Linked DNA regions of Homo sapiens: all the other regions are linked to region 1. Evidence: chromatin contacts called from ENCODE Hi-C or POLR2A ChIA-PET data. All regions are on one chromosome and are shown on one strand. Each heading gives the region's core, a stretch centred on a gene start or an enhancer-like site at or near the end of the contact. The rest is flanking DNA. Distances are from core to core; before and after follow the strand shown. Region 1 has its middle 31 kb from the start of PCSEAT. Region 2 overlaps LOC107985502 (a long non-coding RNA gene). Region 3 overlaps C2CD2 (C2 calcium dependent domain containing 2). Region 4 holds the start of PRDM15 (PR/SET domain 15).

Region 1 (5,061 bases), core at 647-3,146:
TGCACTCACGGCGAATAGGGCTAGGGTGGAGGCATCTTGGTGGAATGGTGGGGTCTTCACTCTGCCTGCCACACAGGAAACAGGTGGCATCCAGGACATTCCAAGCCCCCACGCTTCCTAGAATAAGACCCAAACTCTACCCAGGGCCATGATGGCACTGCAAGGTTACAGGCCCGATGGCCCCTCTGCCCCAACCTGGGTCCCTGGGGGACTGGAAGGAGCCGAGCTCTTCCCCACTCAGGTCTCCTTTCCGCTGTCCTCTGTGGGGGCTCTGCTGCTCCTCCTCCGGTTTCAGGCCTCGCTCCTCCCACTGTCCCTCTCAGGTGTGCTCCCCGCTGGGGCTTCTCCCGTGGCCTCTGCTCCGTTGCAGTTCCCATCGCCTGGTTTACTGCCCCCTTTCCTGGATTATGTGCTCCCTCCCAGAGGCATCAACCACACCTGCCTGTCTCTCACCATGCTGTGCCAAGCACAGACGTCAGCCTGACCAGCACGGAACAGGCCACCAGACCGTAAAATCCATGGCAACAATCACACCACGCATTTCAATGGCCCATTCGAAATTTCCCCAGTGTAATCAGGCCATCTTGGCATGCGTCTGGCGGCAGAGACCAGGGAGGTTTGCAGCCGACACTCTCCACATATCAAGCTGAAGTGCCCGTGTCTCGGCGCAGGCTCTGTCGTCCGCCCGTCACACCGTGGCTTATCTTTTCGTGTGTCTTCTGGGTTGAGTTCATCAGTGCAGAGGCTAAGACTGGTCTGGTCTCCATGGAGTATCTAACCCTGTGCCTGGTCATAGCAGGGATTCAATAAGGCACGTGTGCGGAATGGATGAATGAGCGGATGAATGAACAGAAGGAGCGAGCTGATTTACAAAGAGTGGTAGGGAGGGGCCAGGGGAGCTTCCATTCTCTGAACTCATGGAAATGCATGAAATTGCCCGGAGCATCCACAGCCAGAAGCTGAAACTGCAACCTCTTCCCATGAGATCTGCGTTTCCTGGGGCCTGTGGCCATCCTGGCCTCCCGTTCACGCACGCTGTAGGAGAGGCAGCCAGGCAGAGCGAGTCCCAGCCCGGTTGCCTGGGCTTGTTCCCAGGCCTAAGGAGCCAGCTTCCCACACTGTGCTCCAGGATCCCATCAGCTGCCGCAGCATCAAAGCCAGGTCCAGCCCCTGCAGCTAAAGTTGCTGGAGGCAGACACACATTCCTGGGTGTTTTGGCAGTAAGACTTCCCGGCAGAGGGCAGGGAAGGAATCTGGGAGGTGCCGCCTTTCTTATGAGGACACATTCTGAACCAAACTACACAGAAGCTGTCCCCCAGGCTGAGGCCCAGCCCTGGTTGGATGGCAGGGGCTGTGGGCACTGTCGGGGTCGGTGGGGCGGGGGGGTGCCCTGTGATGGACTGTGGAGCCACACTGCCCCCTGCCGTTAGTTCTGAGTGACGCTGTTCATTCTTCCCACCCAAATATTCTCCCAAATGTCCGCAGCCCTAGAGAGCTCGACCTCCAATCCTTGCTTTGCTCACACTCAGCCCCTTCAGCACTTCAGGAAGGCAGGGATTTGAACAACTGAACTCAAGGCATTTGGCAGGGGCCAGTTTTGCTAAGAAAAGAAAAGAAAATGCCTCTTTTATTGTTGCAATGCCCCAGACAAAGGCAGAGAACAGTTCATGTCACCCTCAGGAATACCTAAGGATACTGAGCACATGTCTAAATGGGATGAGAGGTGGGCGTCGGGAGTTCTACCGCCTGCCCCCTTTATTCCCTGAGAAGGGGCGTTGCCTTGTCTTCAGGATCTGTGTTTCTGGATGTCCACAGCAGACTGCATGACCTCCTTCTTAGGCAGATGTGGCAGGTGTGGCTACACCAGTCAAGACGGGGGAGAGAGCTCCCTCCTCTGGAAGCTTCAGTTCTGAGCCCAGGTGTTTGTCCTGCACTCAGGATATGCTGGTTTCTAGCAAACAGGAATCACAGAGAGACACTTACCTTCCGGTTGATGTGAGCGGTCATGAGTGCATGTCGGTGCATCTTCACAATGCAGAGAACCAGACCAGTCCACGCATAATATGTGGTGGCAGAGCCCCCACTGCCATGCATAACATGTATGTGGTGGAGCCCCAGCTGCCATGTGTAACTGATGTGATGGAGCCCCAGCTGCTGGGCTGCACCTCACAGTCTTGAGGAACTGGCACTTGTTGCCAAAGCTGGAGAGAAGGTGCCATGCCCAGGGCCTCCATCTTGCCTGTGGCCATTGCACCTTCCGCCTTACACTGAGACTCCCAACCCCCTTTGCACAGGACGCAGAGTGCCTCCAGATGTGATTGAAAAATTAAGGTGATATAAAACACAGTGCAATAAAACACACCGTCGTATACACTTAAGGCACAAGTGGAATCCTGAGGCAGAAGGACACCCATTGAGCACCCTCGAGAGGTCGCTCCTTGGGCTTCAACACCAGCACAGGAGGCTGTTCAGAAGGGGAAGCCCAGAAGGAAAGAAAGGGATGAAGCTGCTGTATCTGAGAGAATGGCATCTAAAAGGTGAGTGAGAATTCTGAGTCTTCTCTTTTTAAACAACTCTCTGGATGTGGTGTGGGCTTCAGTGGTTGCACCTGTTTGCTCAGGAGTATGTTCTGTATGGGAGGTGGAGGCTGTCTGCAGTGGTCAGCTGAGCCTTGGCTACCCACAAACGCTGCAAGGGCGGATTCCCTGGGAGAGGAGGGAAGACATTGTCTTGTAAGTCATGCTTTTGTAATACTCACTAAACAAAGATAATTAGACAAATATAAACAAAAGTAAACAGACAGGCCTCGGAGAAGTTTCTGAGATGTCCCAGCAGACATCCATCCTGGCAAAGCTAACAGGGACTGTCCAGCTCTCACGACCTGGAATTACACTTAAGACCTTTCTTCTTGAGGTGGCTCACCTACAACAACTTACTTTTGTATAATTTATAATTTATTGCATGCACCTTAATTCCCTCCTTAACTCATGAACCCCATTCTCATTTTTTCTCTTTGCTCCTGGCTTACTGCCCCCATCCTGTTATCTCTCCTTTTTTACTTTCTTTTCTTTTTCTTTCTTTTTTTCTTTTTGAGACGGAGTTTCGCTCTTGTTGCCCAGGCTGCAGTGCAATGGCGCGATCTCGGCTCACCGCAACCTCCCCCTCCCGGGTTCAAGTGATTCTTCAGCCTCAGCCTCCCAAGTAGCTGGGATTACAGGCGCACACCAGCACACTCAGCCAATTTTTTTGTATGTTTAATAGAGACCAGGTTTACTTTGTTGGCCAGACTGGTCTCGAACTCCTGACCTCCTGATCCAGCCGCCTCGGCCTCCCAAAGTGCTGGGATTAAAGGCGTGAGCCACCGCGCCCGGCCTCCTTTTTTACTTTCTAATGACCCTTTATATTGCACAAGACTGTTAACATCCTCCCATGAGGAGTTCTCAGCGCATTCCTGTAATTTGGACCATGAAACAGGGAATCAATCCTTTTTAGAAAGCAGAGGATTTAAATCACCTGAAGTCCTTGTGTTCCTTCTACCATTGACAATCGCCTCTAAGAAAGTAACAATCAAACTCCCCAAGCACCCCCCAGACTTTCTCAATACACAACTGTGGCGGTTGGTCTGGACCTTCTATCTGCTAGGGGACCGAGGACCTAGGGGACTGGACACGTAGACGTGTACCACACTGTCCCCTGCTGGCTGAAAGTGCTATGTCTCCCCTTTCTGCTCTCACTGCCCTGCTTCCTAGCAGCCGGCGTTGGCTGGACAGGGCTGTACACCTAAATCTTTAACAGCTCAAGAAAATGTCTTACTCCATAAAAGAAGGTTAGATTGCAATCGCAAGAGGCTCTTCAACTTATTCCCAGGTCTTTAGGGCAGTAAGTGCGATTGCACAGGCAATAAGCAGAGCTTGTTCTAGCATATGAAACACCTGACAAACTGCCTCCTATCGGCAGGCATTTGGGGACCCGTTACTACACCCTCCATGCTGCACGAGGCCAGACAGGGGCCTCAACAGCCTGAAGACAGTCCTTCTCCTTCAATGGCTCGACAGCCTTCCGCCCACCAAGTGCAGCACACAGATCTGCTTCTACCAGTTGCAGGAGACTGGAAGATTAACGAGATTTGTTCCCCAACGGTCGTCAACCCAAAGCTTTTGTGGGCCATGAATGCTGTCGTGTCCTGCGTGAAACTCTTATCCTGTTAGACCCTGCCCAGTGTACTGCATCTGATATGGACCACACCTGTTTCACATGCTGTATCTGAGTGGAGAGAGAAGAGGAATGGGAATTTTGTTTCTTGCCTGCCCCCTCCCTTCCAGGCCATCTTAACTGGAGACACATTAATTAACTGCCTCTCTTAGAGTGGCCCCATTCTAGGCCTGGTACCCAAATGTGAACACCATGAAGAAGCCTCTTTGGGAACGTGCACCTTAAGTCTTCCAGGCCGGGCAAGGTGAAATCTTTCTTCTGTGTGGGGTCCTTGAAGGGTGCCAAGGTGAGTCCCCTCCTTCCTACCTTGTCAAGCCTGTTAGGAAACCTGAACCCAGGCAACAGCACTGCCTGACAAAAACATGTTGGGGCCACAGACAGCAGCTACGGCGGCAGTGCTGCACTTCCTAGGAGCCACCTTTAAAAAAAGTAAAAAGAGGCCAGGTGCGGTGTCTCACACCTATAATCCCAGCACTTTGGGAGGCCGAGGCCGGTGGATCATTTGAGGTCAGGAGTTCGAGATCAGCCTGGCCAACATGGTGAAATCCAGTCTTGCCTAAAAATACAAAAATTAGCTGGGCGTGGTGGTGCGCGCCTGTAATACCAGCTACTTGGGAGGCAGAGGTGGGAAAATCATTTGAACCTGGGAGGTAGAGGTTGTTGCAGTGAGCTGAGATTGCACCACTGCACTCCAGCCTGAGAGACAGAGTGAGACTCCATCTAAAAAAAAAAGTAAAAAGAAACGAGTAAAATTAACTTGAATGATGTATTTTATTTAACCGTATATATCCAAAATATCATGATCTCAACATGTAACAATATAGAAACTATTAATGAGACATTTGACGG
Region 2 (5,061 bases), core at 1,684-4,183, 440 kb before region 1:
CCTAGCAATACACACCAAAGCACTTGGGAAAAGAAACCTGATGTCCACAACCTCTTTAAATAGTTCTTGCCCTAAAATCTATGTGTGTGTACATATATACAAACATACATATACATACATATATTTACATACACATATGTATCCGCACATATAAACACACATATACATACACATATATTTACACACACATATGTATATGCACATATATACACACACACATATATTTACATACACACATACACACATACATACACACATATATTTGCATACACATCTATGTATATGCACATATATACACACATATATATGAAAAGATATGTACATGGACAGAGATGATACTATATACATGTAAGAAAAGATATATACATAGAGATTATACTAGAGAGAGGATATTAAGCAAATGAGACAAAATGCTCACAATTAATGAATTGGTTGAAGTGTACAAACGTTTCTTTGTACTATTCTTGCAACTTTTTTCTAAGGCTAAAATTGTATATCACAATGGCTAATGTGTGAATCATGATAGAAACACACTGCCTAATCTCAGTGGAGGTGGCCTGGGGACCCCTGGCGTGTGGCTGGAAGAATAAAGGCAGGAGTGAGGTGCCCTGGGACGCATCCATATCTGTGAGTGAAGGCTTCTTGCAGCCGAAGCAGCTGCCCAGAGCTCCTGGGGAGTACACGGGTTTCAAGAGCACTCGCAAAGCCAAAAGCAGTCAGCAGGCCTTCATCAGCTGCTCCTTGCTGGGTTCCGGAGAAAATGCTCCCTTCTTGGAGACATCGGTGACCCACAGAATGCACAGGTATGCTGCAGGCCACACACCTGGGGACAGAGGGTCTAAGGACTGGGCACATCATGCTGCAAATTCTTTCCTCCAGGGCCCCTCTCAGAGCTCTCAGTCTGGTCGTGCTCTGTAGCCTGTGCAGGCTCCTCTGCGATGAGAAATACCCAGTGTCCAGTGGATGAAATGCTCAGGGTGAGGCAGTGCCCTGGACCACATGAACAGCAACTCACACGGCGTGTGTGGAGTAGAACACACGGGCGGGGCCGGCTGCCTGGTTCTGAGCCTCACAGTCTGACCCCCCAAAGCTATGGTGGTTTCCCCTGGACCACACAGCTGAATGCCCTCAGGGCTTGCACCACGCCCCCAGTTTCTCTCTTCTAAGACCCAGACTCTGAGCTGGGCATATTCTGAGTTCCTCCTCCCCACGATAGGTCCACAGCTACTCAGCTCAGAAGCAGGACCACAGAGCAAGGGAAACCAGGCCCAAGGTCCCCTCTAAGCAAGCACTGCTCACCTGCCCACGGGTCTGACCCAGCATTACACACAGCATCAGGCCCTTGTCTCATATTTGTACCTGACTTCCACTCCATTCATTCAAAACATGTTGTCTGCACGTCCTGGGCTCTGCAGTAGGGGGTGACAGTTCACTGAAGGCTCCTTGGTCCCCAGGAGGCAGGGTCAACTCTGCCTGGGTCTCCAGGGCTCAGCCTGAACTTCAGCCTGAATCTGCCACCACCCCGCCCTGGACATGCCAACAGGTGAGCACCCTACTTCTGCCCCCTCCCCGCCAGGTCTCTTTGCAGAGGCCCAGGCCCCGTTCAGCTTCCCCACTGGTCCCTGGTGTCCATCTCCATGCCCAGAGCTCCTCATTCTCTTCCTGACTCTCGTTTCTCTGCACGGCTCTCTTGTCTCCTACCCACACCTTCATAGATGATGAGTAAGTGGGTCTTTCCTTAGGTTCCCGCAAACATGGACTTATCGCACATCCACATTGATGTCAGAAAGGTCACAGCTATATGCTGACCATAATAATGATGGGGACGTGGACCCCGGCACCCAGAGTGGGCACCGCACCATGCTAAGGAGAAGCAATGAGCAAGCCAGCCCTGGATGTCTCCTGGAGTCGAGAGAGGCTTGGGGCCCGGCTGTTCAAAGTGTGGCCCCAGACCAGCAACATCAGTGTCACCTGGGAGCTTGCGAGACTCCTATGCCCTGTCCCAGACTTACTGAATCCGAATCTGCAGCTCTACAAGATCTACAGGTGGTTCTTGGGCCTATTCATATTTGAGGAAAACTTGGTGTAGGATATGCCTTTTATGAGGGGGGGAAAAAAAGAAGCCCTTTTTTTGTTTTTGTTTTTGTTTTTTTTTTTGAGACAGAGTCTTGCTCTGTCACCCAGGCTGGAGTGCAGTTGTGCAATCATAGCTCACTGCAGCCTCAACCTCCTGGTTGGGCTTAACCAGGTGGGAGGATCCAGTGATCTTCCCATCTCAGCTTCTCAAGGAACTGGGCTACAGATGTAGGCCACCACACCTGGCTAATTTATTTTTATTTTTGTAGAGATGGGGTTTCTGCCTTGTTTCCTAGGCTGGTCTCGAACTCCTGGGCTCCAGCAATCCTCCTGCCTCAGTCTCCCAAAATGCTAGGATTAGAGAGCCACTGCACCCAGCCAGGAGACAAACATTTTAATCAAGGTTTTTAAGCCCAGGAAGCAGTAAAGGAAGGTCGGACACAGATTTCCGATACAGATTCCTACTACCGTCCACTCCATCTGTCACTGACCCGTGACAAGCGGCTAATATGCCTGGCGTAGAAGAGGTCGGTTAGACGCCCCCGGCAAGTGGTCCGAGCAACCTGCTCATTGTTACTGGGGAAGAAAGAAACATTCAAATGTTTTCCTGAAGCCCCAGGGGAAGCAGACCAGCCCCTATCTACCTGTGCGTTGGCGTAGCCCCTGTTCCCCGAACCTCCGCCCCTTAACAGCCCAGCACCTTGTAGGCTAAAAAGCATCGTGCGGGAGCTGGGCATGTGCATCAGCCAGCCTGGTGGCGGGGCTGCCGGGAAGGCATCCACTACACGGTCATAAACCTGCCCTTGGCAGCAGCCAGTCAGTGACCTCACACGTGGTCTTTGCTTTGGCCTTGTGGTAATGACCTAAATAAAGCTGGAGTGAAGCATTTCCTCCCGAGAGTCTACAAGACAGGCACATTACTCAGAAAATAAAGTGCAGTGGTAATGACTTCAGAATCTTAAAATAAATCCCATTCAGCCAAAATAAATTTCCCCAAGGCCTAATATTCTAGCTTGGTGTTGGGCATTACTTACCCTCTAAATTCTCAGATGCGCAATGGGTATTTTTCCTATAGGTAAGAAATGGTGAGACTCTCTCCCTCGAAGCCGAAAGCCCCCTGCCGCACAGTCACCCCGGATTCAGCCCAATGATGTCATTCAATTACCCGACAGACATGGAAACCGATGGCTCCCCAACTGTTTGGACTAGAGATGCTTAAGCCCAATTGTGGCTTCCCGGAATTCTTCCTCCCCCAGCACAGTCTCTGGGAAACCAAATATTTTTTTCACACTGAGACAGGTTTTGAATAAATACTGCCACTAAAATTCCATGGTACTTCAAATAAACATGGGATAGTCAGTTACCAATGTCTAAATCCTGCCTTATTGTTTTAAAAACAATTTTTTTTTGAGACAGAGTCTTGCTCTGTGCAATGGCACGATCTTGGCTGCAACCTCTACCTCCTGGGTTCAAGCGATTCTCCTGCCTCAGCCTCCCAAGTAGCTGGGACTACAGGTGTGTGCCACCACACCCAGCTAATTTTTGTATTTTTAGTACAGACAGGGTTTCACTATGTTGGCCAGACTGGTCTCGAACTCCTAACCTTGTGACCCGCCCGCCTCAGCCTCCCAAAATGCTGGGATTACAGGCCTGAGCCACTGTACCCGGCCAAAACAAATTTTAAAGACTATGATTCTCCCACCCTCTCCTTGGCTTGAATCTGTTGAAATGTCCCATGTTTGGCCTTTGCATTTAGAGACACAGAGAAAGGACAAGAGTCGTGGATGCTGCTCCTTGCCCTGCAACAATGCTGCCACTGGGGATGCAGGTGTTTCTTCCTGAGCAAGCCATCTTGTCTTGGGCAGAGGAAGCCAAGTGGGCACTGAGCGAGGTTTTGAATAACTACCTTGGCTGGCTGCACTTCACTTTAGGGGAATGATCAGCAGAAAACTCATAAAGTGCTGCTCTCAAACTTGCTGGGCAGCCGGCCTCCGTGTGATTTAAGCAGAGGTGGACGTGGAGATTGCAGTTGTGTAAAAGTTAAAGGACTCCCATAGTGACCTAAAGTCACCTGCCAGATCACCTGCCAGGTCCAGATCCTTTAAGAAACAAGGACTATGGTTTGGATATTTGTCCCCTCCAAACTCATGCTGAAATTTGGTCTCCTAGGCCGGGTGTGGTGGCTCATGCCTGTAATCCCAGCACTTTGGGGGGCCAACGTGAGTGGATTGCTTGAGCCCAGGAGTTCAAGACCAGACTGGGCTACATAGCAAGACCTCCCTCTACAAAAAAGTATAGAAATTAACCAGACATGGTGGAGGGCACCTGTAGTTCCAGCTACTAAGGAGGCTGAGGTGGGAGGATCACCTGAGCCTGGGAGGTTGAGGCTGCAGTGAAAAAAGAAATTTGAGAAAAAAAAAATGTGGTCTCCGTGTTGGAGGTGGAGCCTAATGGAAAGCATTTGGATAAGGAGGGGAGATTCCTCATAAATGGACTAACGCCCCTCCCTAAGGCTGAGTGGGTTCTCACTCTATTAGTTCCCAAGAAAGCTGGTTGCTGAAAAGGACCTGGCACTTCCCCTCCTTCCCGCTGGGTCCCTCTCGCCCTGTGGTCTCTGCACACCCAGCTCCCCTTTGCCCTCCCCCATAAGTGGAAGCAGCCTGAGGCCCTCCCCAGATGCAGACGCCCAACCATGGACTTTTGCAGCCATCTGGAATCATGAGCCAAATAAACTATACATGTATACATACACATACGTACATACATATATGTATATATAAATTACCCAGCCTCAGCACTCTTTATAGGGGCACAATGAACAAACTAAGCCAGGCGGGGATGGGAAGTAATAACAAACTATGATTAAGTTCAACATGGAAAGCAAGCGCCTCTAATTCTAGTTGATATTATGTAGCTAGCTCACGTAGCAGCTTCCCCACTCCCTTGGGGAAAGGGATTTCTGATGGCCAAGGACACCAGTGGTTG
Region 3 (5,061 bases), core at 942-3,441, 320 kb before region 1:
CCAGTTTTCCCAGCACCATTCAAGGTGTCAGGACTTTTTTTTTGAGACAGAGTCTTGCTCTGTTACCCAGGCTGGAGCGCGACCTTGGCTTACTGCAACCTCTGCCTCCCAGGTTCAAGTGATTCTCCTGCCTCAGCCTCCCGAGTAGCTGGGATTACAGGTGTGCACCACCACGCCCTGTGAATTTTTGTATTTTTAGTAGAGACGGGGTTTCACCATGTTGGCCAGGCTGATCCACTTGATCCACCCACCTCGGCCTCCCAAAGTGCTGGGATTACAGACATGATCTACCGCGCCCGGCCCTCAGTGTCAGAACTTTTCTGGCTGTGGGGGTCAGGCTTCAGCAAGCACAGACGGGCATGCTGCAGTTTGCAGATACTCCCACACTCTGGCAAGTTCAGACCTCAGGCTGCCATGGTTCCATTCTGTCTCAAACATAGGAATTCCGCTATTATCATAAAATCAATACGAGTTCATTGATGAAAACTTGAAAGACACAGAAGAATATTTAATAAAAACACACAGTAGTTGCATGAACTGGTGATTAGCTCTGTTCATGTGTTGGTGTGCATTGCCAGTCTTTTGCTTCTGCATTTATTTTTTGCTACAATTTACACTATATTCCATTTATATTCTTTCCCCCATGTTACTAAAATTCCCCTAAAATTCTAATGAATGAACACATAAGAGTCAAGGCTGGCCAGCGCGGTGGCTCATACCTGTAATCCCAGCACTTTGGAAGGCCAGGGCAGGTGGATCACGAGGTCAGGAGTTCGAGACCAGCCTGGCCAACATGGTGAAACCCCGTCTCTACTAAAAATACAAAAATTAGCCGAGCATGGTGGTGCACGCCTGTAATCCCAGCTACTTGGGAGGCTGAGGCAGGAGAATTGCTTGAACCTGGGAGGTGGAGGTTGCAGTGAGCCAAGATGGTGCCACTGCACTTCAGCCTGAGCGACAAAGCCAGACTCTACTCGGGAAAAACAGAAAAAACAAACAAACAGACAAACAAACAAGCAAAAAAAAAAAACGAGGCAAGGCTGTGAAGCAGCAGCCGTGTTGTCCTGGTTAGGAGCATGGTTCCTTGCTCCGTTCTTTCTCTTCCTCTGTGTGGCTCGGCTTCTCACCTGTAAAGGTAGAGGATACTGTCCACCCCCTAGACGGGCTATGAGGATGGAGTGAGTTACCACAGGTACAGCACATGGAGCAATGCCAAGCCTGTGCGGGGCTCAATATTTTCTCCTACCTCTGTTGTTATTTTTGCTCATGTGTTTATTTCCTCACTGTTCCTAGAAGTAGAAGAGTAGAGGTACTTGAGAAAGAGTACGTGCATTTTGAAGGATGTTGATACATATTGTCAGAAAAGCAACCTTAGGAAGTGGACTAGCACATGTTTCAGGATCTTGATACATAGTGTCAGAAAAGCAGCCTTAGGAAGTGGACTGTTTTTTATTTTTTGAGACAGGGTTTCACTCTGTCGCCTAGGCTGGAGTGTACTGGCACAGACACTGCTCACTGCAGCCTCCACCTCCTGGGCTCAACAGTCCTCCTGCCTCAGCCTCCCCGGTAGCTGGGACTACGGACATGCAGCATCATGCCCGGCTAGTTTTTTTATTTTTTCTGTAGAAATGGGGTCTCACTTTGTAGCCCAGGTTGGTCTTGAACTCCTGGGCTCAAGTAATCCATCGTCTTCTGCCTCCCAAAGTGCTGAGATTATAGGTGTGAGCCACCTCACCTGGTGAAAGTGGATGATTAAATTGTATTTGTTTTGATATAATTACAGAAATAGTTCATGGTCATTAAAAAGTTAAAAATAAAAATGTCCAAACTTTTTTTTTTTTAACCATCTATCTCCTGCTGCCGCCTGCTGGGATGAGGCTGCTGTTAACAGTGTTCTCGGAAGCTTTTTCCTGCCGGAGGAAAAGCACACACACACGGACTCTTGTTTTGTTTTGCAACAATTTTCCACGTAGCTCTTGACTTTTATGTTTTTGTGGCCAAATGAGGAAAGGAGCCCTTGCCACTGCCTTGTCGTGGCTGTGGCTCACACTGTCCTTTGAGGTGGGGTGAGCCCACCAGTTGAGTAGACGGGTTCCCTCCCCTCCCCTCCCCTTTCACGGGGCTGTGAGTGCGGGAGGAGGAGCCTGGTCGCTCTTGCCAGCCTGGATCCTATGCATACCCACAAGGAGGAAGTCCTGTTGGGATCTGCCCGGGCTCCTGGGAAGGGTCAGTTGGGAGTAGAACACCCTCGGGTGCTTGGATTGTGTACATGGCCTTTTCCATTCTTGGATGAGCATCTTGGCCAAACATGACACATTTTTAGGGCACTGTTTTTGCAAAGGCATCCAGCCAGCTTAATCTCTTGTAAAATGTCCAGGGTGAGACACTGCTTAATGTTCGTGCGTTAAATAAAAATGATAAGACAGCAAGGCCTCTTTTTGTTAACACTGTTCGGTGAGTTCAGCCCTAGAACTGCCGTGTAGGGCAGCGGGTTCACAGTGGTGTTCCTCTTCTCTGGTATCTAAGCCACACACCCCCATGGTCTCCAAATTTACACCTAATTCCGTGTCTGCACCGCCTCGTGTTCCCTCAGCTGGGCATAATTCTTGAGAAGGAAAAAAAAAAACTGTAACAGAACTTGAGGACCTGTGACAAATAAGAGGTAGAAAAGAAACAGGAACTTCTCATTCCAGGGCATCGCCCCTCCCTTTCAAAGCTCACACTTTGGTGTCAGGTTGCCTCTTCCTATCTTTCTAACTCAGCCTTGACAAGGGACATGTGGTTGGCATTTGAGCCAAGACAGGGACAAGGCCGCCGGAACCCAGCCTGTCTGTTATGTAATGCCATCTCTGATCGGAAGGATAAGGCCGAGGACTGGCTGGCCTGAGCTCCCCACCTCCTCTCCGCCGACAAACCCCTGACTGGTGTTCCATCTGGAGTCTCCCTGTGGGTCCCTCTCCCAATGAAACTGGCTGCCGTGCCCACTGGATGCCTTTTTCTTGGACTTTCTCCTGCCACCCTGAAGGCCTCGGTGTGTCCAAGTCATCACCTTTGCAAATATCTGGTTCATCTGCAAAACCCTCTCTGCATAGTCTACACAGAGTGCGGTCTTCCAGAACTTGGAGCAGCTTGAGTCATCCCACAGGACCAACGATAGATAAGTGCAGAGTCCACACCCGGCCCAGCCGCGGCTGCGGCCAGGAGCAGTCTCAACTATGTTTACTCACAACACTTTGGACACCAAATGTGTGGGGGTTTTTCTCACACCGATTATCAGTTCTTCAACTCTGGTGCCAACTGGGTGTCCTACAGTTCAACTCCATTCTGACATTACTCAGACTTAACACAGATCCCAAAGGCCCAGGGCTAGGTCCCGCAAGACGGCCCCCACTTCAGACACCAGGCGTAAGCTCCGGGTTGCCCCCGTTCTTCTGACTATCTGTAGATGGCAGACTTCCCCAACCCACCCCACTGAGGTTCACATATTTTACTAGAGCGGCTCATAGCACAGAACTCAGGAAAACAGTTTACTAACTATTACTAGTTTATTGTGAAGGATATGACTCAGGATCGGCCACATCGAAGGGATGCTTAGGCGGGCGGAGGGGGAGGGCAGGGACTCCAGCAGCTTCATGCCCTGCCTGGACGAGCCACCCGCCCGGCACCTTGATGTATTCACCACCTTGGAAGCTCCCCAAACCCATCCTTTCAGGGTTTTTATGGAGGATTCATTCGCTAGGCATGATGGATTACATCATTGGCCATAGGTGATTGAATGCGACCTCTAGCCCCTCTGCCCTCCCTGGAGGTGGAGTGGTGGGATGCTGGAGGTGGGGTGGTGGGATGCTTGAGGTGGGGTGGTGGGATGCTGGAGGTGGGGAGGTGGGATGCTGGAGGTGGGGAGGTGGGATGCTGGAGGTGGGGTGGTGGGATGCTGGAGGTGGGGTGGTGGGATGCTGGAGGTGGGGTGGTGGGATGCTGGAGGTGGGGTGGTGGGATGCTGGAGGTGGGGTGGTGGGATGTTGGAGGTGGAGTGGTGGGATGTTGGAGGTGGGGTAGTGGGATGCTGGAGGTGGGGCTCAAAGTTTCTCAAGTGACCAGCCCCCATCCTGGTGCTATCTGGGGTCCCCCCCAACAGCCCTTTTGTCAGCATATAAAAGACACTTGGCCAGGCATGGTGGCTCACGCTTGTAATCCCAGCACTTTGGGAGGCTGAGGCAGGTGGATCACGAGGTCAGGGGATCAAGACCATCCTGGCCAACATGGTGAAACCCCGTCTCTACTAACATACAAAAAATTAGCTGGGCGTGGTGGCACGCGCCTGTAGTCCCAGCTGCTTGGGAGGCTGAGGCAGGGGAATTGCTTGAATCTGGGAAGCAGAGGTTGCAGTGAGCCGAGATTGCGCCACTGCACTCCAGCCTGGCGACAGAGCAAGACTCCGTCTCAAAAAAAAAAAAAAAGACACTCTTCTCAAAAGACGCTCTTATCTCTCGGGAGATTCCAAGGGTTTTCAGAGCTTTGTGCCAGGCATCAGGAACAAAGACCAAACACATATTTATCACAGGCAGCAGGCCCTGCAGGGCTGTGGCATTTTCCTAAGGGAATTCTCCTGGGTGCCTGCCTTGCAGGGTATCTGCTCAGACCGGGTGTGGAAGCACGCTCCTGCCCACGGCTGCTGTGAGCAGGCTCCAGTGAGGGCTGGCTTGGAGGCAGCAGAGCATGGCCTTTAAACTTTTCTCCGGGGCTCTCTCTGCATTCTCTTCTAGTCCCAACATGCACCGAGTGCATTTATTTCTCCTAGACTTCAATTACCTTCTTACACAAGAGTAACAAGTTTCTACCTATGTTGTCTTTCCTCATGTCTTGGGAGAGGTTTGCTCCAGAATGTTTGACCTAGAAGGAGGAAATTCCTATTTCCATATCTCAAGCCACCTGAGAGCCAGCCCTTCCCCCGCAGGTTCAGCCACAGCCCTTCCCTGGCACGTGGGGGTTCAGAAGCTTTTCATGACCCCTTCCCTGGGGGTCTGAGGTCCACACATCAGTAAAAAGATGAATGTGAAT
Region 4 (5,061 bases), core at 816-3,315, 270 kb before region 1:
TTTTTTTCTTTTAACATTTTGGAGATGAATCTGCCTTAAGAGGTATTATTTCTAGATTGTTCTGAAGGATTATAGTGGACACATTGACAATCCTCTTGAAGACGAGATATGACGATTATTGTGTAAGTGAATTCCAGCCGTGGGCTGTATGTAGTAATAGGAGAAATGGCCTGGGGGAGGTTGAAGTCTTTGGTTTACTTTCAGTTATTCGCACTTGCTGTGGACCTGTCACTTTTTTAGTGTAAACAACCTTTTATTCACATATGCCGAGGACTGTTTCATGTCCTGAGGCCCACAGAACCAGTCATCTGGCCATTTTGGAACTGTGAGTGATGTCACTGGAGGTGCGTGTATAGAGGGAATGTCCATTAGCTGTAGTGGTGGTGGTGGGAGTGGGGTTGGGCGGAGACCTGAATACAGAGAAGGTTGTGGAAAACCTGGGAAGTGTTTGAAGATAGAGTACAGAAGGCCTTGGGAACAGGCTTCAGGGACAGGAGGCTGGAGGGAGGCATGAAGTCGCAGGTGGGGACAAGCAGGGAGACAGTGGACGCCGGGGATGCTCCAGAAAGGTCTGGGGGGCCATGGGATGGCCTACTATAGTGCAACATGGAAGCCACTGTAGAATGCTGGGCCAGGCAGAGAAACCAGCCTTCACAGATCAACACTTGCCTAATCTGTCTCCGGCTGCCCGGCGTTGCAGCCTATGGATGTGCCCAGGTGCATCCAACACTTCCCATGGGATGGCACGTAGTATGTAAGCAAATGTGATGATCACATATGCCATTCATACAAGCGAGTCCGTCTCTGGCACCATTCCTGCATGTGGGTCAAAGGCTATGTGCATTTAGAATTTTTATGGATATCCACAAATATCTGAATGGAAACTACGCTAATTTATTCTCCTACCCGTAAAGGAGCTTGTTTCTCTAGTTTCTTCAAAATTATGCTATTAAAACTTTTTTTTGTTTGTTTTTGTTTGAGACAGGGTCTCACTCTGTTGCCCAGGCTGGAGTGCAGTGACACGATCACAGCTCACTGCAGCCTCAAACTGTGGGACTCAAGTGACCCTCCTGCCTCAGCCTCCTGAGTAGCTGAGACTACGGGCACGTGCCACCGAGCCCAGCTAAGTTTTTTAGAGACAAGGTCTGGCTATGTTGCCCAGGTTGTATTAAACGTTTTAAAAAATCTTTGCTAATCTAATAAAAATGATCCCACTGCGACTTTTTTTCTCTTATTGCAGCGTAGTTGAATAGCTTCTCATATGCTTAAGAACCATTGAATTTCCTACGAACTGTCCATCCACACACTTTGCTCATTTTTCTATATACATATATATTTTTATTGGTTCACAAGAGTTTCACGTACATGAGGGAAACGAGCCCTTTTGTGGCATCAATTTAAAATCATTTTCCCCGGTTCATCACTTCTCTTTATGAATGTAGGTTTTTGCCAGGCAGCAATGAACAAGACAGTCGGCCTCTCTGAATATGGGCGGCCAGGACTAAGGTGAAAAGTCTGTCCCTTCTCCGTCTCACGTTTTGTGATGGCACACACACTTGGTGGAGGGGGTCAAGAGAGGCCACACAGGCCCCCGGGGAAGAATGGAGAGCCAGGTCCGCGGCTGGCCCGGTGCTCACCGGTAGCGTGGCGGAGCCCGCCAGGCCAGACTCCCCTCGCGGGCACAGAGCTCGTGTCCCAGGGCCCCGCCGGCCAAATCCAGAGGTCACCGTGAGTGGGGGCAAGTCCCAGGCCTGTTCTAGAGAAAAACTCGACCCACCCACCGCCACCACTCCCCAACTCCGCAAGAAACGCGTCCGAGGAGAGGTGGAGAGGGAGCTGCCCGCGCGCGTGGGCGGCAGGGCCGTGCCACGTGGGAGGGGGGCCGCGCGCGGAATTCCCTCCGGCCAGACCCGCCCCGCGCGCGCCCGCTGCCCCGTCCACGCCGCCCGCGCCCCGCAGTCCCACCCGCAGGACCCCCGGCCGCGCCAGGGTCTCGCCTGCGCCCCCCGCGCCCGCCCGCGGACTACAAGTCCCGCCATGCCCCGCCGCCGCCCCCCGGCTTCCGGTGCTGCGCAGTTTCCGGAGCGGATCGCAACCCGGAGTCCGGATCCGATCCCGCTCTGCACATTCCAAAGGCAGGTAAAGCTCCGGGCCCTGCGCCCGCCGCCCGCCCCGGCGTGCGCCCCGCCGGCCCCGGGCCGCACCCGCTGCCCCCGCGAGCCCCGGCGCGCCCTGGGCCCGCTGCCCCCCGCCCCCCGCGCCCGGCAGCCGCGCGCCGCCCCGGTCCAGCCGCCATGCCGACTGTTCTTTGTTACATTCGCCGGCTGCGGGCACCGTTGGCGATCGGAGTCAAAACCCGGCTGGATTTCCCGGAGCCGCTCCGGGATCGCCCTGCGCGCCGCCCGCCCGCCGGGTCCCGCCGCCGCGGGCGCTCCTGGCCGGGCTCCGCGCCCCCGTCCCCTGCCTCGCGCCCCCCGCCCGCCCGCGGCCAGGCCCAGCGCGGGGCCGCGGGGCTGCCGGGCCGCGCTCGCCCGTGGGCGCGGCGCAGGGTCTTCGCCGCCCCGGCCCGCGGCCCCGCGGCCCCCGCCGCCGGGCGGCGTCGTCGCCGAGGCCCCAGGGGATGTCGTTATCCCCCGCCCTCGGGTACAGCCCATGCGGGTCGCACGGGGGGGTCCCTGGACCCCCAACCCCGCGTTTAGAGAAGCTGAGTCCTGGTGATGGGGTCTCCCAGACCCCCTGCGCCTTATTTTCGTAAGCCTTTTGGTGGCAGAGAGAAGGTAGCGAGGTGGATGGACAGGTGACGCGTGCCTACCCGGGGTGGGTGGCCGTTCGGGGACGGGGCGTGCCCGGCCGCTCAGGTGAGGCCCGCCTCGCGTGGACAGGTGGGGACGGGGGCCACGCGCAGCGTCCTGCTAGAGGGGAGGTGTTCACGCAGGGGTTAGCCTTGAGAAAATAGAAATGAAAACTCATGGAAATAAACACTCCTATCTGGTGGTTAGAGTTATCACCCATTTACCTTTCTTAACCCCCTAATGTAGTGGATGGTTTTTTCCCCCACAAATGCTCAGAAATTGCCCCTCACCCCCAAGTCCCCAAAGGGAGTTTAAAACGGTAGAAACAAGTGTGTGATCAGAGACACGTGGACCTGTGTGTGTATTTAAAGCTACCAACACTCGTTTTAAAAAAACCACATTGGCTTAAGCCAGACTCAAGTGAATTTGGAGAACCTAGCTTGGTTCCTGAAGGGTGGTGACATGTGAAGGAGCCACTGGCTTTGTGATGTACCTTAAAAGGTAGCAGTGACAGTTCTCCTTGGAGAATGCAATGATGTCAACACTCGATAAGGGTGGTGATCCCACCCCGGTGCACACACCACTACCGTATTTTGTTTCAAGCTCGGACATTTTCACGTGTTCCACGTTTTCACTGCTTCACTCCTTCCCCAGATTTCCTGACATCGCTGCCTCACGGTGAACGATTAAGAAATAGTAGCTCTATAATTTAGACTTTCAAGAGCAAAAACACCATTTTTTTTATAGTTTGTTTTTCTTCTATCTGTGATTCATACTTTTTGCCGCAAAGTAGCCAGCAAAGAACAAGCTAAATGTTCCATTTTGGAAGCAGGCGGGACGGTTATTTCTCCAGAAGACAAATAAATAAATTTAAAAATCAACTGTAGTTGGAAGGCTGCTAGCTTGTCTTAGAATAATTATATTTGACAAAGAACTCTTTTCACTTAGGATGTGGCTCTCATATCATTTTCGATGTCATTATCTGTACAGAAGGCCAGGAAAGAACAGTCCTGCCATTTTGCAGATTGAAGGGAGATTTAAGGCAACTGTGTCTTCCACCCGTGCGCTCAAGAGGTTGGGATGGTGAGCGGTGACTTAAATGATTTTTCAGACTCCGTTCCTCATTTGCAAAGTGTGGATGGCCCTGCTCAGCTCCCCTCACAGTGCTGGTGTGGGCAGATATTCATTCATTCGGCCATTCATGCATTCTTTCCACCAATGTTTACTGAACACCTGTTATGTGCCCCCACGCTGTAGTGAATGGAGAGAGGGCTGCACCTGGTGGACCTAATGTTCTGGGCAGGGGAGTGGAGGTGGTGTAGACAGAAAATCATAAAACTCTCAGGTAAGACGATGGGAAGAGCATGAAGAAAGGAAGGAGGGCAGGCAGGTGGCGGGCAGGGGATGGGGCACTTGGGGGCTGGGACTAGAAGGGGCTGTCTGAGGAGGGGCCACAGTGGAGACCAGTGCTGTGAGGGAGCCTCTGGTGGAGGTGGGTGCGGTGGTGCCTGCCCCCACCAGGCAGATGGTGGCAAATGCAAAGGCCCTGGGGTGGGATGAGCCCAGGATGGGACAGGCCAGTGTGGCCATGGAGGTGGGGCAGCAGGGGCCATGCACCAGGCAGAGATTTTCTTCTGACTGCCTTGTGGATGCCACTGAGGGGCTTTGAGCAGTGGCGGGGCAGAGTCTGCATCTTTTGGCTGTGTGTGGGGAATGGAGCTGGCATCACTGGAATCCAGGCCCTGCATGATTCCACTCCACAGAACTCGGAGGCAGAAGGGGAGATGGGGCAGGACAGAGCCTAGTTCCAGAGCCAGGCAGGCCTGCTGCTGGTTTGGTTGGAAATGCATGGTGGGTGACTGGAGCTACTATTTACTGAGGTGCAGGTGACCTGAGGCATTCAGGGGCCCTGTAGAGCAGACATCTTCAAACTCTCCCTCAGAGTGGGAGAAGACCCTGCCCCGGGGCCACGTCCGCTCCTCAAAAGGCTCCTCCTAAGGAAAGGTCCCTCCTCTTGCAGTCATGGCCCTGGGGTGTGGAAACTGCGGGGTCCCAGCAGATGTAAGGGTGTTGGGGAGTGGCTCCCCCGTGGGCCACAGGTCTGCAGCAGCTGCGGGAGCCTCTACACCAGCGGTGTTCATGGTGATCGTTGATGACAAGTTGATCTTTGATGAATTCAGGCTCAGAACTCAAGAGGATGTGGCATTGGGGGACTCTGCTGTGACCAAGCCCCTTCTGCTCCCGTCTCCTTATTTCTGGAACCAGCTTC

The links. Hi-C counts contacts between places; a loop is a spot of excess contacts on that map. ChIA-PET counts read pairs that join two places held with the same protein, here RNA polymerase II (POLR2A). Pooled maps may share reads with other maps.
Region 2: a map of ascending aorta shows a loop between it and region 1 (2.7-fold over the local background). The contact joins two enhancer-like sites. A Hi-C loop is called at or near these places in 1 of 168 maps with a recorded cell type or tissue (ascending aorta) and 6 of 50 pooled maps. POLR2A ChIA-PET finds 5 or more read pairs at or near these places in 1 of 52 experiments (activated T-cell).
Region 3: a map of mammary epithelial cell shows a loop between it and region 1 (21-fold over the local background). The contact joins two enhancer-like sites. A Hi-C loop is called at or near these places in 5 of 168 maps with a recorded cell type or tissue (HCT116, IMR-90, PC-3 and 1 more) and 8 of 50 pooled maps.
Region 4: a loop to region 1 is called in a map of gastrocnemius medialis, with 7 times the contacts of the local background. The contact joins the promoter of PRDM15 here to the enhancer-like site in region 1. A Hi-C loop is called at or near these places in 9 of 168 maps with a recorded cell type or tissue (IMR-90, MCF 10A, Right ventricle myocardium inferior and 6 more), 3 of 37 single-sample maps with no recorded cell type and 16 of 50 pooled maps. POLR2A ChIA-PET finds 5 or more read pairs at or near these places in 3 of 52 experiments (A673, BJ and MCF 10A).

Annotation. Positions count from the first base shown.
Region 1 is chr21:41,609,191-41,614,251 of GRCh38, reverse strand. No RefSeq gene overlaps it. Among named protein-coding and RNA genes, the nearest start is that of PCSEAT, 31 kb to the right of the region's middle. RefSeq lists enhancers at 984-1,647, 3,489-3,783. Within about 2 kb of position 1,896, at least 20 of the 41 ENCODE cell types and tissues checked have a DNase peak (open chromatin) inside an H3K27ac peak, as active enhancers do; they include PC-3, ascending aorta, gastrocnemius medialis and 1 more, where a contact is called at or near this core.
Region 2 is chr21:42,046,228-42,051,288 of GRCh38, reverse strand. All of the region lies in intron 1 of LOC107985502 (a long non-coding RNA gene), which reads right to left. Among named protein-coding and RNA genes, the nearest start is that of UMODL1, 23 kb to the left of the region's middle. Within about 2 kb of position 2,933, at least 6 of the 41 ENCODE cell types and tissues checked have a DNase peak (open chromatin) inside an H3K27ac peak, as active enhancers do; they include ascending aorta, where a contact is called at or near this core.
Region 3 is chr21:41,930,826-41,935,886 of GRCh38, reverse strand. The region is part of intron 2 of C2CD2 (C2 calcium dependent domain containing 2); the gene reads left to right. Among named protein-coding and RNA genes, the nearest start is that of SNORA91, 15 kb to the left of the region's middle. Within about 2 kb of position 2,191, at least 20 of the 41 ENCODE cell types and tissues checked have a DNase peak (open chromatin) inside an H3K27ac peak, as active enhancers do; they include PC-3 and mammary epithelial cell, where a contact is called at or near this core.
Region 4 is chr21:41,876,348-41,881,408 of GRCh38, reverse strand. It overlaps PRDM15 (PR/SET domain 15), which reads left to right and starts at 2,065. Exons shown (of 24, transcript NM_001040424.3): 1 at 2,065-2,139. RefSeq lists a silencer at 1,942-1,991 and enhancers at 2,142-2,191, 3,192-3,241.